Linked DNA regions of Homo sapiens: region 1 is linked to region 2. A link is an interaction called in ENCODE POLR2A ChIA-PET data of the cell type or tissue named here. Cell type or tissue: PC-9. All regions are shown on one strand. Links, peaks and the distances in the headings refer to the core of each region. The heading gives the core; the rest is flanking DNA.

Region 1 (7,873 bases), core at 1,719-5,718, 470 kb before region 2:
CCCCTGGTCACTCCTCTGGATGGAGAAGACATCCCCTCATCCAAAGACACGTGGCCTCAGACTGTGGGAGCGGGACTGTTTGCTGACAGTCGAGGACTGAGTTGTCACCTTTGTGAACGGCATTATAGGAAGAGTGGCCGGAGAACCGACCTGAGAGAAAGCAGAGGTTGTGCGGATTTCCCAGGGCTGTGAGACAAGTCACCATCCACAGAGGGGCTTAAAACAACTTCCCATTTTGGGGTGGCCGCCACAGCCTAGGATATGTCAAGACATCTTGAGGCATCCAATGTTTCTGGCCTTGGCCGGGGGTGTGTGGGAGAAGCTACTAGCATTTGGGTGGCCTCGGGTAGGAGAGGTCAGCTCCCCTACCGCTGACAACATGTGCTGGGCTCCAGCAAGGGAGCCTCTCTCAGTTCTAGAGGCCAGAAGCCCGAGGTTGAGTGGGGCTGCGCTCCCTCTGGAGGCCCGAGAGAGGCTCTTTTCTTGCCTCTCCCAGCCTCTGGTGGCTGCCAGCGTTCCTTGGCTGCGGTGGCCTCACTCAGGTCTCTGCCTGTCCTCACACGGCTGTCGCCTCCTCTCTGTCTCTCCTCTGTGTGTTACAAAGACACTTGGTGCTGGACTTAGGGCCCATCCAGATACCCAGGATAGTTTCATCTCAAGATCCTTAACTTGATTACATCTGCAAAGACCCTTTTCCCAATCAGGTGACAGTCACAGGCTTCTGGGTTAGGGCATGGACACATCTTTTTGGAGGCCACCATTCAAGCCACTTTGGGGGTGAAATTAACACACTGCAAATGAATCCAGCCAGACAGCCTGGATACAGTGGGACATGCAGCAGAGCAGCCAGAGTGAGGATGGGGCCAGATGCCCTGCCTGCCCTTGGCAAAGGGGCCAGTGTCACCAACAACCAAGGAAGGCCGGGGCGTCACTCAGATGACAGGAGGCCAAGGGATGTGGCAAGTAAGGCAATGCCTGAGCCTGCATCTGATCTTGGATGGGAAGAAACTGCTATAAAAGTTACTCATGGGGCAGCTGGTGGAACTTGGACAGGGCCTGGAGGCTACAGAGTTATATCGAGGCTGGGTTTTCTGATTTGAGTAATTCTATTTAGGGGAATGTCTTTGATCTTAGAAAATCTGCACTGAGGTATTAGGGTGACGGGTGTGATTGCAGAAGTCCTGCAGCCCCTTTACCCAGACTCCCCAGTGCCTCTCTGCACACACACACACACGCACGCACACACACACATGCACGCACACACATGCACACACGTGCACACACACAAACATGCACACACACACATGCACGCACGCACGTACACACATGCACACACGTGTGCACACACGCACACATACACACATGCACACAAACACACACCCACATACACATACGCACACACACCTACATACATTCACATGTGCACACACTCACACACATGCACACACATGCACACATGCAAGCATGCACGCACACACATTTACACTCACATACAGGTACACACCCTCTCTCATGTACACATGCATGTGCACTCATATACTCACATGCACACACTCACACATGCTCTCATGTATGCTTACACTCATGTACACATACACATAGGTGTGTACACACACTAACATGTATACCCACACATACACAGTCACATACATTCACACTCACTCGTGTACACACTGTGCACATGCATACATCTCACACTCAGACATACTCAGCAGGAGGTCTTCCTGAGAGTCTCGTGACCACTCAGACCCTTGGGGACACCGGGAACACTTTTGAGACTGTGAGGGACAGACGCATCCCCAGCAACCTTGGCCTTACAGGGGATGCCCTCCTTTCAGAGTGAACCCCAAGGTCCCCGCTCTGCCTGCCAAATCCTTCCCCTCCCCCAGCCCGACTTCACCTCCTCCATGCTCCCCTCGCCTGCTCTGTTCCAGCCACAGCGGCCCCTCCCTGCCCCCAGATCCCTGGCCCGTGCCTGCCTGAGGGCCTTGCATGTGCCATCCCCTTGGGCCAGCCGGAGCCCCTTGCCCTGCATCCGCCATATGCTCACCAGCTCCCCTCCTGGCCTCCCCACCCCAGCCACTCTGTTTGGAGCAGCACCTGCACTTCTGTTTCCTCCCCTCACTCCATCTGCCTCCGTGGCCCTCACCACCACCTGGTGCTCCTCACGCTTCACATAGCTTTCTTGATGACTTTCCATCTGCCCCCCTAAAGGGAGGGATCTTGTCAGCTGTGTTCACTGCTGTAGCCCCAGTGCCTGGGCTCGGTGAGTGCTCAAGAAATCAATGTCACTCAGCATCTCACAGGCCCATACAGAGTGCTGGGGTGACCTGGGAGAAAAGGGGATGGGATCCTGCTGGCCACATGACAGCCCACCCGTCTCGGCGGGACAGCTGTCTCTTGCAAAACCACTACCTTCTGTCAGTGTCCCCTAGTGCCACTCCAAACCCCAAGTCTTCAGGGTCCCCCAAATCTGGGAGTCACAGAAGGGGAGAATTCTGCATGCACAGGACCCCACCTGTGTGTCTGTGTGCAGAACCAGGTCCCTGCCCTGCCCTCCCACACCCACGTCTGTTTCTGGAAGTTCTTGGCTGCCTAGCGTCTGTGGATGCTCACGAAGCCACATTTAGGCTTCACTGAAGCAAGCAGCAGAGGGCACCTGGACATGTCCACAGGTATGACTTCAGAGCCCTCCTGGCAGCTGCTGGCAGAGAGCCCTTGGCAGGCGGGTGGACATCCTGGTGTTCTCAGCACAGAAAACTGAGATTAAGGACCACGCAGACCAGACAGGAGCCTGGCCATAGGACATCCAGTATTGGGCTCCCGGTGGGAACTCCCCTCAAATGTGCACACACTCCAGATCCCACCCTGGAACTTCACATTTAGTAAATCTAGGCTTGTTGCATCTTTTAAAAATTCACCAGCGTTAGCCCCAAGAATCTAGATTTCATGAAGCTGAAGTTCCAGGGCAGGAGTGGGTGACGGGTGCCTTGCTGTCTGTGATCCTGCCTACAGGATGAACAGGACACATGTGTGCCAGGTGCTGCTGAGGCTTTGATGCTTGGTGGCATCTTGTGTACATCCCAGGTAGAAATCACCTGCCCCATTTGAGAGGAGACTGAGGCTTGGAGAGGTCAGGGTGGTACCCAGCATCTCCCAGGTGGGAAGTGATGGGCAGGGATTCACTCTCAGGGGTGCCTGACCCCAGAGCCTGGATCTCGCAGTGACCCTCATGATGGCACCAACAGTTCTCATAATTGAAGGGAGGCTCGGCTCTTCAGGTCCCCAGGCAGTTAGAAACCTGTGGTATGGGATGCACAGGGGCCCTGATTCAGCCTGGGGCTGGAGGGATCAATGAATGCTTCCTGGAGGAGGCTACATTTAAGCTGAGGTCATGGGAAGTGTGTCCCAGGCAGGAAGAATGTCACATGCAAAGGCTCCAAGGTGAGTGTACTCATGGCTTGATTGGAGAGCTAACAACAACACTGGCCCATGCTGTAATATTTCACCTAGGAGCAGAGAGCACTCTGAGGGCACAGCAGCTTGACATTTTCCTGAAGATGCTCTGCAAAATATCTCAAGCAGCATCCCCCAGCCTCTGAGCTAGCCTCTTGGATCATGTAGATGTTTGGTTGCTGGAGAGGTATCCACTGGACTTGGCATCCTTGGCAGGTGACTCATATCTGACCTGGCCCATTTCATGGAACAACATGTGGCAGATGACCTCCAAGGGGCCAGAATGCTGGAACATCCATGATCCTTCTATTCCTTGGAGCAGCCAGAAGGTGGGGCTGAAAGCATTAGACTGTCCAGAGTGACTGACTGCTTACAATGAGGCTTTTGTCTTTCAGATTTATTTATTTATTCATTCATTCACTTTGACAACAGCTTCCAGTATCTGTCACTTGTTGGACTTTTTACTGATGAGATCTCCTTTGACCCTCACAAGACCCCTACAAGGTATATTTTATTGCTTCCATTTTTTAGTTGAGAAAATGGAAGCTAAGCCAGATGAAGACACCTTCTGTCTCTCTGGAGCACTAGGATGGCTTTTGCCAAAGGTGCCCTACCAGCTTCAATGGGAAGCTCAGTGAAGGGGAACAAAAACCAAAAGCTGTGCATTTGCTCACTGTATCCTCATTCAACACACATTTATTGAGCATATACTATGCACCAGGCCCTGGGATAGTGCTGAGAATACACTGGTGAACAAGACAGGTGTGTTCCCTGCCCCCATGGAGGTGTACACTCCAGTGTGGGAAACAGGTAATGACAAAATGAAGAACTAAGAATTCAGGAAGTGATGGGTGCCAATGGGCAGACATTGGGTTGTAAAGCAGGAGGGGACAGAGGAGAGTCTCTCTCTGGAGAGACTAGTGAGAAAAACTCAGAAAGCAAACTTATTCCCCTTATTCTCAACTTGGCCCTAAATTTGGCCTCTCTCTGCACACAGTGCTCTGATTAAATGGATACACAAATTTCCTAAATTGCCACTGTGCCAGGAACCCATGCTTGATTCCACAGGATTAAAAGTTGGCAGGGTAAAAATCCACACACACCATACCGGGGTGACACTAAGCATCCCTCCCTCTTGAGAATCCCCAAGGTACATAGGAAACCCTCAGACTTTCCAGATCAATGGGAAAGGAGTGTGAAAAAACATTCCAGGTTATTTGAGCCCTAGGATAGTTGGAGTTCTGGATAATTCAGCAGATTTTAAGTCTAAGTCAGAGGGGAAAACTGGGACAAAGTAACAAAAACATGACTTTGTGGCTGTGGGCTGCCAGGGGTCTGAGGACTCAGATCTAAGGTGGAAGAGGTATGACTAAGCAGGGAAGGAAGGGGGAGGCAGGCACAGCATGATTTCTGTTCTTAAGGGGCCAGGGAGATATTCTCTGCTGCTCAGGGAAAGTCAGAATCCCCTGGATGGAGAGCTTCAAAATGCACTATCCCCCCACCAGACCCCAGTGGATACCTATGAGTCAACATTCTTGGGGGAACTCAAGAATGTGCATTTTCAACAAGTTTGCTAGTTGTTTAAAATATGCATTCTATGCCAACGAGTTGGATAACTTAGTAGAAATGAATAATCTGCTACTTCCTGTGATTTTCATAAATAAATTCCTAGAAACACACAAGCTACATAGATTGAATCATGAAGGAATAGAAAACCTGAACAGACTAATATTAGTAAGGATTTTGGATCAGTAATAAAAAACCTCCCAGCAACAAAAATGCCCAAGTCCAGATGACTTCACTGGAGCATTCTGGCAAACACTTGAAGAATTACTGCCAATCCTTTTTAAACTCCTCCAAAAAATTGAAGAGGAGAGTACACTTCCAAGCTCATTCTATGAGGTCAGCATTACTCTGATACCAAGCCAGACAAAGACACTACAAGGAAAGAAAACTAGAGATTCATGTCGCTGATGAATATTGAAGTAATTATCCTCAACAAAATACCAGCAAACTGAATTCAACAGTATAGTAAAATGATTATACATCATGACCAAATGGAATTTGTTCCTGGAATGCAAGGATGGCTCAACATATGAAAATAAATCAGTGTGATACACCACATTAACAGAATGAAGGGGAAAAAAAAACCCTAATCATCTCAAATGATGCAGAAAAGCATTTGACAAATTTAACATCCTTTCATGATAAAGATACTTAATAAACTAGGAATAGAAGAAAACTACTTCAACACAATAAAGGCTATAGCTAAAAAGCCCACAGCTAACACCATAACCAACATTGAAAGACTGAAACCTTTTTCTCCAAAATCAAGAACAGGGCAAATATGCCTTTCTTGCTACTTCTGTTTAACATAGTATTGGAAGTTCTAGCCAGAGCACTTAGGCAAGGAAAAGAAATAAAAAGCATTCAAATCAGAGAGGAAGAAATAAAATTGTTCCTGTTTACAGAGGACATAATCTCATATGTAAACAACCATAAGGATTCCACAAAAAAAGCTGTTAGAACTGATAAATAAATTCAGTGAGGTTTCAGGATGCAAAATTAACACACAGAAATCAGTTGCATTTCTATACATTATCAATGAACATTTAGAAAAGGAATTTTTTAAAAAATTCCATTTACAATAGTATCAAAAAGAATAAATATTAAGAATAAACCTAACCAAGGAGGTAAAAGACTTGTACACTGAAAACTATAAAACATTGCACAAGAAATTAAAGAAGACACAAAGGAATGGTATAACATCCCATGCTCATGTATTGGAAGACTTAAATTCTTAAGATGTCACCTACAGATTCAGTGCCATCCTTATCAAAATGCCCCATGGCATGTTTTGCAAAACTAAAAAAAACACCCTAAAATTCCTGTGGAATCTCAAAGGAATCTGAATAGCCAAAAAGCTTTGAAGAAAAATAACAGAGTTGGATGACTCACACTTCCCGATTTCATAACATATTACAAAGCCACAGTAATCAAAACAGTGTGGTACTGGCATAAAGACAGTTACATAAACAAATGGAATGGAATAAACAGTCTAGAAATAAACCTTTATATGTATACTCAACTGATCTTCAACAGGATGCTAAGCCCATTCAATGGGAAAAGGACAGTCTCTTCAACAAATTGTGTTGGGAAAACTGGATATCCAAGTGCAAAAGAATGAAGTTGGGTCTTTATCTTAGACTGTGTATAAAAATTAAAGGGATTATATATCTAAACAAAAAACCCAAATGTTTAAAACTCCTAGAAAAAACTTAGGGGGGCAATCCTCATGACACGAATTTGGTCTTGGATATGACACTACAAGCACAGACAAAAAAAGCAAAAATACACAAATGAGACTAATTTAAAGTTAAAAACTTTTTCCTCAAAGGACACAATCAGAAAAGGTAATAAGAGAAAAGGTAATAAGAGGCAGAATAAGAGAATATATTTGTAAACCATATATCTGATAAGACGTTAGTATCTAAATATAAAAAGAACTACAACTCAGCAACAAAAATCATGTAACCTGATTTTAAAGTGGGCAAAAGACTTGAATAGACATTTCCGTAAACATAATATACAAATGACCAAGAAATACATGAAAAGATGCTTCAACATCACTACTCATCAGAGAAATGCAAATCAAAAACCACAGTGAGATATCACCTCACATCGATTAGAATGGCTACTATTAAAAAGCCCAGAAAATAACAACTTTTGGTGGGAATGTGGTCCCTCTCCGGGCCCTCGGTTTTAGTCTTCCCAGGGGAGTTGGCATGGCCACTGTCACCCTGTGCTGAAATCTTCCAGTAGCTTCTCATTGTCTCAGAATGAAGCCCAGTCTCCTTCCCTGGGCCTCCAAGCCGTGCATCATTTGGCCTCTCCTCTCTGTCTCTCCAGCGTCATCTCCCTGAATGGTTCCTGGGCTCCCTCATCCCAGCCACGTGGAGCTGCTCATGGCTCAACACTCTGAGCTCCCTCCCACTGCAGGGTCTTTGCACTTGCAACCCCCCTTGCCTAGATGCTCTTCCTGTAGATGGCCACAAGTCCGGCTCCTCTTGTTATTTAGATCTCATGATCTAAACCATTGCCTCCAGGAAACTTTCCCTGACCACTAAATCCACACTGGCCCTCTTCCCAACCATTCTTTTCCACACTCCTTGGCTTTGTTGTCTTCATAGCTTTTGGTGAAATGCGTCATTGTGTTATTTCCTGTGACCCCCAGCTCCAGTGAGAGCTCCATGAGAGCAGAGAGTTTGATGGGTTTGATGGTGACACTCCATGGGGTAGGGCCACTAGCAAAGATGGACAAGATGGTTAGCTGTCCTAGATCTCACAGAGCAGGACACACCTTCCTAAAGCCAGACTCCCTAGGACCACTTCCATTCCTCTCACAGCCTGGGGAGAT
Region 2 (7,873 bases), core at 1,831-5,830:
CAAGTGCAACCAGGACCGAGGCAGCTGGCTCCATGTGAGGCTGCACTGACCTGGGGTCCCAGGGCTCCAGGTTCAACCCACCTTCATCCCTCACTGGAAGCGACCTAACCTCTCCGTGCCTCAGTTTCCACACTTTTAAAATAAAAATGATAGCCGGGCGTGGTGGCTCATACCTGTAATCCCAGCACTTTGGGAGGCTGAGGTGGGTGGATCACTTGAGGCCAAGAGTTCAAGACCAGCCTGGCCAACATGGTGAAACCCCATCTCTACTAAAAAAAAAATAACAAAAATTAGCGGGACAGGGTGACACCCGCCTGCAATTCCAACTACTTGGGAGGCTGAGGCAGGAGAATCGCTTGAACCCAAGAGGCGGAGGTTGCAGTGAGCCGAAATCGAGCCACTGCACTTCAGCCTGGGTGACAGAGCAAGACTCTGTCTCAAAAAAAAAAAAAAAAAAAAAATGAAAATGATAGTCTCAACCTCTTGGGATATGGGGGAGAGATAAGTGAAAAGTAATGTCTGCAGAGCGCTTGGGGGGCTTGGAAAGCCAAACCCTTCATCCTAACAAAGGCCTCATTCAGGCTGTGCCCAGGGTCTGCATGTGTCTGTGGCATGAGCACCCGGGAAGGCCTAAGTGGTCCCCTCTCGGGCCAGGTGTTGAATCACATGCATCACCTTTCAGACTGGCCACCCAGGTCTGCCCAGGTCCCTCCATGCTGGGATTCCCCACCTCTGCCCCAGTTGTCAGTCTGGTACTACTCGTGCATTCATTCCACAGATTCCCAGGCCCTGTGCTGGGGAGCTGACACTCAACCAAAGAGGCCAAAATCTGGCTAGCGTGATGGCTCACGCCTGTAATCCCAACAATTTGGGAGGCTGAGGAGGGAGGATCGCTTGAGCCCAGGAGTTCCAGAGCAGCCTGGGCAACATAAGAAGACTCAGTCTTTACAAATAATAGAAACATTAGCTAGGCATGGTGGCACGCGCCTGTGCTCCCAGCTACCCAGGAGGCCGAGGTGGGAGAATTACTTGAGCCTGAGAGGTCAAGGCTGTGGTGAGCCATGATTGTGCAGCTGCACCCCAGCCTGGGCGACAGCGAGACCCTGTCTCAAAGAAAAAAAAAAAAAAGAGGCCAAAAATCCCCATCTTCAGGGGGCTTCCCATCAGCAGTGGGAGATAAACCTTCGCACTTGGTGGACAGTTCCATAACCAGCCCAGCATTTACAGAGGTGATACAGGAGGGTGCTATGGGAGGCTACGGGTGGTCTGGTCCAGTCCAGGGGTGAGAGAGCTTCGCAGCAATCCTGAGGGTCTTGAAGGATGGAGAAGATTCTTAGAGGAAGCAGGGGGAGGGGAAGGGATAGCAAGGCCCTGGGGCACCCAGAGCTCAGCCAGAATTGGAGCACTAAGGGTGGGGTCAGGAGCTGGTTCTTTCAGTCCACAAACATCCATCCTCTTATCTACCTTGCTCAACAAAGCATTTGGACCACAGCGAGTGTTTAGTAAATACAATGCTTTACTTAAGCTGCATGGGCGGTGGATAAGACTTTCTTGTTCCTGTAACAGATACACTCTGAGCACCTCCCAGATGCCAGGCCTGGCTTGGGGACCCCGGGGAACAAAAGCAACAAAGCCCCTGATCTCACAAAGCTTACCATGATTGGGGAGGATAAACCACCACAAACAAATACTTAGGACACTGTCAGGCAGCACTCGGAAGGAAAGAGAAGAGGCATGGTGTCTTACAGGTCACAGCAAGTCCTCTCTGTGAAGGTGACTCCCCACTGCACACTTCAGAACCCCAGAGGCAGATGTTTAGAGATGTCCCCTTTAGGGCCAGGCAGGCGGCTCAAGCGAGATTCTCACACCAGGTGCTAAACCACTTGCTTTAAGATTAAACTATTCCCCTGCTTGATTGCAATATATTTTAATATAGCCTGTGGCCCAAGCAAAAGCCACCCCACAGGCTGTTTAGGACCTAAGGGCTGTGAGCATTTGGGAAGTTCAATGCTACAGAATGTAATGGATCCATCCCCCATAGTATCTATAGGACTTACAGAATCATACAGGTACATGCTATAGGGTAAATGCAAGAAGGGAGGGTGTAGTGTCCAAGAGTTTTTAGCTAATGCTACATTTAGGTTCTCAAATGCTCCCATCAATTGAATTAGACCCCTGCCGACAGCGAAGAAGAGAGCCTGTGTCCTGGTAAGTTCACCTGCAATGGATGTTCCACTTGGTACACTATAACAAGTAGGAACTCCCTAGCTTCTCCACAGAAATAACCAGGATTAAGAAGTCTGTAGCCATTGAGTCCTTTTTCTATATACTGTATTTAAGTACATATTTCTGCACACAGCTTTTTTAAAGAAGATCTTACTGCTCTTTTACATGAATTTGCCAAGCAACATTCTTGGCCCTTCTTCGACGGTATCTCCAGCTATGTCTCATTTTCTGTTTGTTTGTCATTTTAGTATCTGTGCGCCCTGATGGTAGAAATGGTATGGTGATGACAACTCTTCTGGTATTTACTGTATTTACTTGTATTCCTTCTTCAGTGAACTACCTGTTTAAGCTCTTTGCTCATGTTACCATTGCACTATCTTTTTAGTGTTCTTTCTCTTTTTCTTCTTCTTCTTCTTCTTATTATTTTAAAATGGAGTCTCACTCTGTTGCCCAGGCTAGAGTGCAGTGATGCAATCTCTGCTCGCTGCAACCTCTGTCTCCAGGGTCTGGTCCAAGTGATTCTCCCGCTTCAGCCTCCGAGCAGCTGAGATTACAGGTGTGGACCACCAAGTCCGGCTAATTTTTGTATTTTTCTTTCTCTTTTTTTTTTTTTTTTTTTTTGAGACAGAGTCTTGCTCTGTCACCCAGGCTGGAGTGCAGTGGCACAATCTCAGCTCACTGCAACCTCCGCGTCCCAGGTTCAAGCAATTCTCCTGCCTCAGCCTCCTGAGTAGCTGTGATTACAGACATGCACCACCACACCTGGCTAATTTTTGTATTTTTAGTAGAGACGAGGTTTCACCATTTTGGCCAGGCTGGTCTTGAACTCCCAACCTCAGGTGATCTGTCTGCCTTGGCCTCCCAAAGTGCTGAGATTACAGGCATGAGCTACCACACCCGGCTTAATTTTTGGATTTTTCATAGAGATGGGGTTTTGCCATGTTGGCCAGGCTGGTCTCGAACTCCTGGCCTCAAGCGATTTGCCCACCTCGGCCTCCCAAAGTGCTGGGATTACAGGCATGAGCCACTGCTCACAGCCTTTTTATTATTCTGTTTAAATGGTGCTCTACATATTTAAAGAAACTTCTCTAGTAACCAACTATAGAAATTATCCCTGAAAGTGTAGTTTCTTTTTTTTTTTCTTTTTTGAGACGGGGTCATGCTCTGTCACCCAGGTTCAATCACTCAATCGGGGCTCACTGCAGCCTCCATTTCCTGGGCTCAAGCGATCCTCCCACCTCAGCCCGGTGAGTAGCTGGGACCACAGGAGCATGCGAGCACACCCAGCTAATTTTTGTATTTTTTGTAGTGACGGGGGTCTCACCGTGCTGCCCAGGCTGGTCTCAAACTCCTGGCCTTAAGTGATCCTCCTGCCTAGGCCTCCCAAGGTGTTGGTATTATGGGCATGAGCCACCACCGCACCTGGCCCAGTCTTCTTTTTATTAGTCTTGTATCAAGCATTCTCATAGAATTTGTTTTTTTGGTTTGGGTCTTGAGCCCGTGTGGAACTGTGGAATGTGCGTGTATATGTGTTTGGGGTTTGAGGAGGAAGCCTCATGTTACTGTTTGCAAATGAATAGACTTCCAGTTGATTGGCCTAATAGCATTTACTTAAAAATCCCTCCCATTTAAAGTGCTGTCTTCATCATTTCCCTGATTCCTGCATATTCTTGGATCCTTGCTGGACTCTGCCATGCTGTGGGTGAAACCATCTATTGGACACAGATACCAGATGGAGCGCAAAGGCCTTCGCCTTGTTTCTCTGCCTCCTCTCACTGACTCCACCCTCCACAAGAACTTTACAATCTCTTGGATTTCTTCAACTCTACACAATTCCCTCCTCCGCCAAAAAAATGTTTTTCCTTTAATTTTGAGCAGAATTACTCTTAATTTGTAGATGCCTTTTGAGAGATCTGAGATCTTTATATGAATGAGGCTGGTCCCTTTTAGGTATAGCTGGAACAACAACAAAAAAAGCCAGCTCTTTGGTGCAGAGCCCGGGGGCTAAAAAAAATAAAATTCCAGACAGGTGACCGAAGGATGGCCACAAGGGCATAGAGTCCTCAAATGACTCACCTGCGGCTCTGGCCAAAGGCTTCTTCCGGATTCTTCTGCTCAGGGCAAGGGTGTGGCAGCACCAGGCTCCCAGCCCTGAGGTGAGGTTGGAGCAGCACCCAGGATAGGGTGCAATTTATTTTCAGTGAAAGAATTGTAGCCTCATTCCACATAGGAACTCTTCCCATGGGTAGGAATCAGATGTATTAAAAAACAATCGCTAATCAGGTATTGATCACTTTTAGGCACTCTCATTGTTTGAAAAGTCATAGTAGCTTTCATTCAACAAGTATTTCTCCTACTCCTTCTGTGTCCTAAGGGTGGGTATATGGCAGTCTGTGTGTGATGATTACTTCCTGGCCTGGGAGAAAAGCAATGAGCAAATAAGTAGTAAGATGCATGGCCCAGCATCTGGAAACAGGGCCACAGGGCAAAGTAAAGCCAGAGGGGGAGGACACCTTAGGCGCTGGAACCATTTCTTTTTCTTTTCTTTTCTTTTTTTTTTTGAGACTGAGTCTTGCTTGCTCTGTCAACCAGGCTAGAGTGCAGTGGTGCGATCTCGGCTCACTGCAACCTCCACCTCCCAGGTTCAAAAGATTCTCATGCCTCAGTCTCCCTAGTAGCTGAGATTACAGGCAGGTGCTACTATTCCCAGCTAATATTTGTACTTTTAGTAGAGACGGAGTTTCACCATGTTGGCCAGCTGTTCTCCAACTCCTGACCTTAGGTGATCCGCCCACCTCAGCCTCCTGAAGTGCAGGGATTACGGGTGTGAGCCACCGCACCTGGCTCTGCTGGTGCAATTTCAATAGGCTTGTTGGGGAGGCCTCGCACAACTCATATGTTAATAATCACAACCTGGGATTACTCTATTTCTTTATCATTTATTAGCTTCTTGTCTGTATCTTGCACTAGAATAGGAGCCTGTCAACGGCAGTGACCTCAACTGTCCCCATAGGCCTGGTTGATGTTTAACACATGGCAGGCTCTCACTGCTGGTGGGAAGACTCAGTGAAGCTGCTATCAACCAGCAAGATCCAGGCCTCAAGAAAAAGTAGATTAATTCAGAGAGGACCAGCCACTGCCTTCCACACAGTGGAGATAGCCAACCTTAAACTTTAATGATCCATTGGTTTTGGTCCAGCGGTAGTTCAGTTCCACTGGATCTGGGGCCCTGGGCCTGGGATTTTGCATTTCTAGCAAGCTCCAGGGTGGTTTGGTGGCCCTGCCTGGGGATCACACTTTGAGCACAGCCCTTGAAGACATTCATTTAAGTGCTTTACAATGTTTGGCAAGTTTCCAAAGCTTTCCAGCTCTTCCTCTGGTCTCATTTAAAAGCACAGAATTGAAAAGGGGACCTGTTGTTAGATGGTAAGAAATTATTATTCATTTATTATTATTATTTTTTGAGATGAAGTCTCACTCACTCTGTTGCCCGGGCTGGAGTGCAGTGGCATGATCTCTGCTCACTGCAACCTCCCCCTCTCAGGTTTGAGCAATTTTCCTGTCTCAGCCTCCCCAAGTGCTATGATTACAGATGGGAGTCACAGAATTAATAAGTGCCTGGCTTATTTATTTATTTTGAGATAGGGTCTCACTCTGTCACTCAGGCTGGAGTGCAGTGGCACAATCATGGCTCACTGCAGCCTCAACCTCCTGGGCTCAAGCAATCCTCCCACCTCAGCCTCCCAAGTAACTGAGACCACAGCCTTCCACCACCACGCCGCGCTAATTTGTGTGTGTGTGTGTGTGTGTGTGTGTGTGTGTGGAGATGGGGGTCTCACTCTGTTGTCCAGGCTGGTCTCAAATTCCTTGCCTCAAGCCATTCCCCTGTCTTGGCCTCCCAAAGTGCTAAGATTACAGGCACAAGCCACTGCACCCAGCCCAGAAATTTTTATTAACGTGTACTGGGAGTGACGATCACACTGGGCGTTAGAAAAACAAACAAGCAAGAACGCCTTTATCTGCTTAGATGGACACTGATATATTTCTGGGTAAAATGATATGAGGTCGGGGTGTGTTTTACAATACTGAGAAAGGAGGGACGGGTGGAGGAGAGGGATGGGTGAACCCAAGCGGCAGAAAATGTGGCAGTTGGGACCCCCATGGGTAGGCCAGGCACAGTGGCTTACGTCTGTAATCCAAGCGCTTTGAGAGGCTGAGGCAGGAGGATTGATTGAGCCCAAGAGTTCCAGACCAGCCTAGGCTGTTCTCTACAAGACCCCGTCTTTACAGGAAATTTAAAAATTAACCAGCCATGGTGGCATGTGCCTGTGGTCCCAGCTACACGAGAGGCTGAGGCAGGAGGATTGCTCAAACCCAGGAGGTTGAGGCTGTAGCAAGCAGAGTTTGTGCCACTGCACTCCAGCCTGGGTGACAAAGCGAGACCCTGTCTCAATTTATAAAAAAGAAAAAGGGCCAGGCATGGTGGCTTACACCTGTAATCTCAGCACTTTGGGAGGCCCAGGCAGGTGGATCACTTGAGGTCAGGGGTTCAACACCAGCCTGGCAAACATGGTGAAACCCCGTCTCCACTAAAAATACAAAAATTAGCCGGGCATGAGGCACGTCTGTAATCCCAGCTAATCCAGAGGTTGAGGCAGGAGAATAACTTGAACCCAGGAGGCGGAGGTTGCAGTGAGCAGAGATCGTGCCACTGCACTCCAACCTGGACAATAGAGGGAGACTCTGTCTCAAAAAAAAAAAAAAAAAAAGAAGAAGAAGAAAAAGAAAGAAAAAGAAACAGGATCAAGCACAATAGCTGCTGCTCTTATTCTAATTAACATCAATATTATTTAAAGGGCAGGGTTGGGTGCAGTAGCTCCCACTTGTAATCCCAGCACTTGGGAGGCCTAGGCAGGCAGGAAGAATGCTTGAACCCAGGAGTTCAACCTGGGCAACATAGTGAGTCTCCATCTTTACATACAATTTTAAAATAATAAAAATTGGCCGGGTGCAGTGGCTCATTCCTGTAATCCCAGCACTTTGGGAGGCCGAGGCGGGCAGATCACTTGAGGTCGGGAGTTCGAGACCAGCCTGGCCTACATGGAGAAACCATGTCTCTACTAGAAATACAAAATTAGCCGGGCGTGGTGGCACATGCTTGTAATCCCAGCTACTCGGGAGGCTGAGGCAGGAGAATCGCTTGAATCTGGGAGGCAGAGGTTGCGGTGAGCCGCTATTGTGCCATTGTACTCCAGCCTGGGTAACAAGGGCGAAACTCTGCTTTAAAAAAAAAAAAAATAATAATAATAATAATTAAGGCCTGGTGGTCAACTGTTGTGCCTGTACACTATGTGTAGAAGGGTTTCGGATCAGACTCAGAGGTACTCATTTTGTGGGTCATCGTCTTCTCTTTCCTTTCTTCCTTTCTTTCCTTTTTTCCCCCTCCATTGGAGGGATGGTTTAATTTCTTTCTCCTCCCGTGACCACACCCAATGCATAGCCATCAAAATTCGCTGCAGAAAACCCTTGCTATTAGCATTTTCTCTTAACAACAATATTTACTTACAAAGGAACAATTCCACATCTAAGGGAACATTGTTTATGGTGGCTGCCTGGAAGTGGGGAAGGCAGGTGAGTGGTGGGTGGG

Evidence for each region. ChIA-PET counts read pairs that join two places held together with the same protein. Peaks named below come from ENCODE experiments on the same cell type or tissue, not always from the same donor. Only the 100,000 strongest peaks of a DNase experiment are listed, where the experiment ranks them.
Region 1: POLR2A ChIA-PET joins it to region 2 with 7 read pairs; 1 of 35 experiments calls an interaction of 5 or more read pairs at or near these places.

Annotation. Positions count from the first base shown.
Region 1 is chr20:57,076,872-57,084,744 of GRCh38, reverse strand. No RefSeq gene overlaps it. Among named protein-coding and RNA genes, the nearest start is that of BMP7-AS1, 130 kb to the left of the region's middle. In PC-9, for the core only: CTCF peaks have their summits at 3,589 and 3,788 (motif pointing right); a DNase peak (open chromatin) is centred at 3,764.
Region 2 is chr20:56,603,160-56,611,032 of GRCh38, reverse strand. No RefSeq gene overlaps it. Among named protein-coding and RNA genes, the nearest start is that of TFAP2C, 22 kb to the left of the region's middle. RefSeq lists an enhancer at 3,559-4,758. In PC-9, for the core only: no CTCF peak of the experiment used is centred there; DNase peaks (open chromatin) are centred at 3,772, 4,292 and 4,672; H3K4me3 peaks cover 1,345 bases; H3K27ac peaks cover 3,602 bases.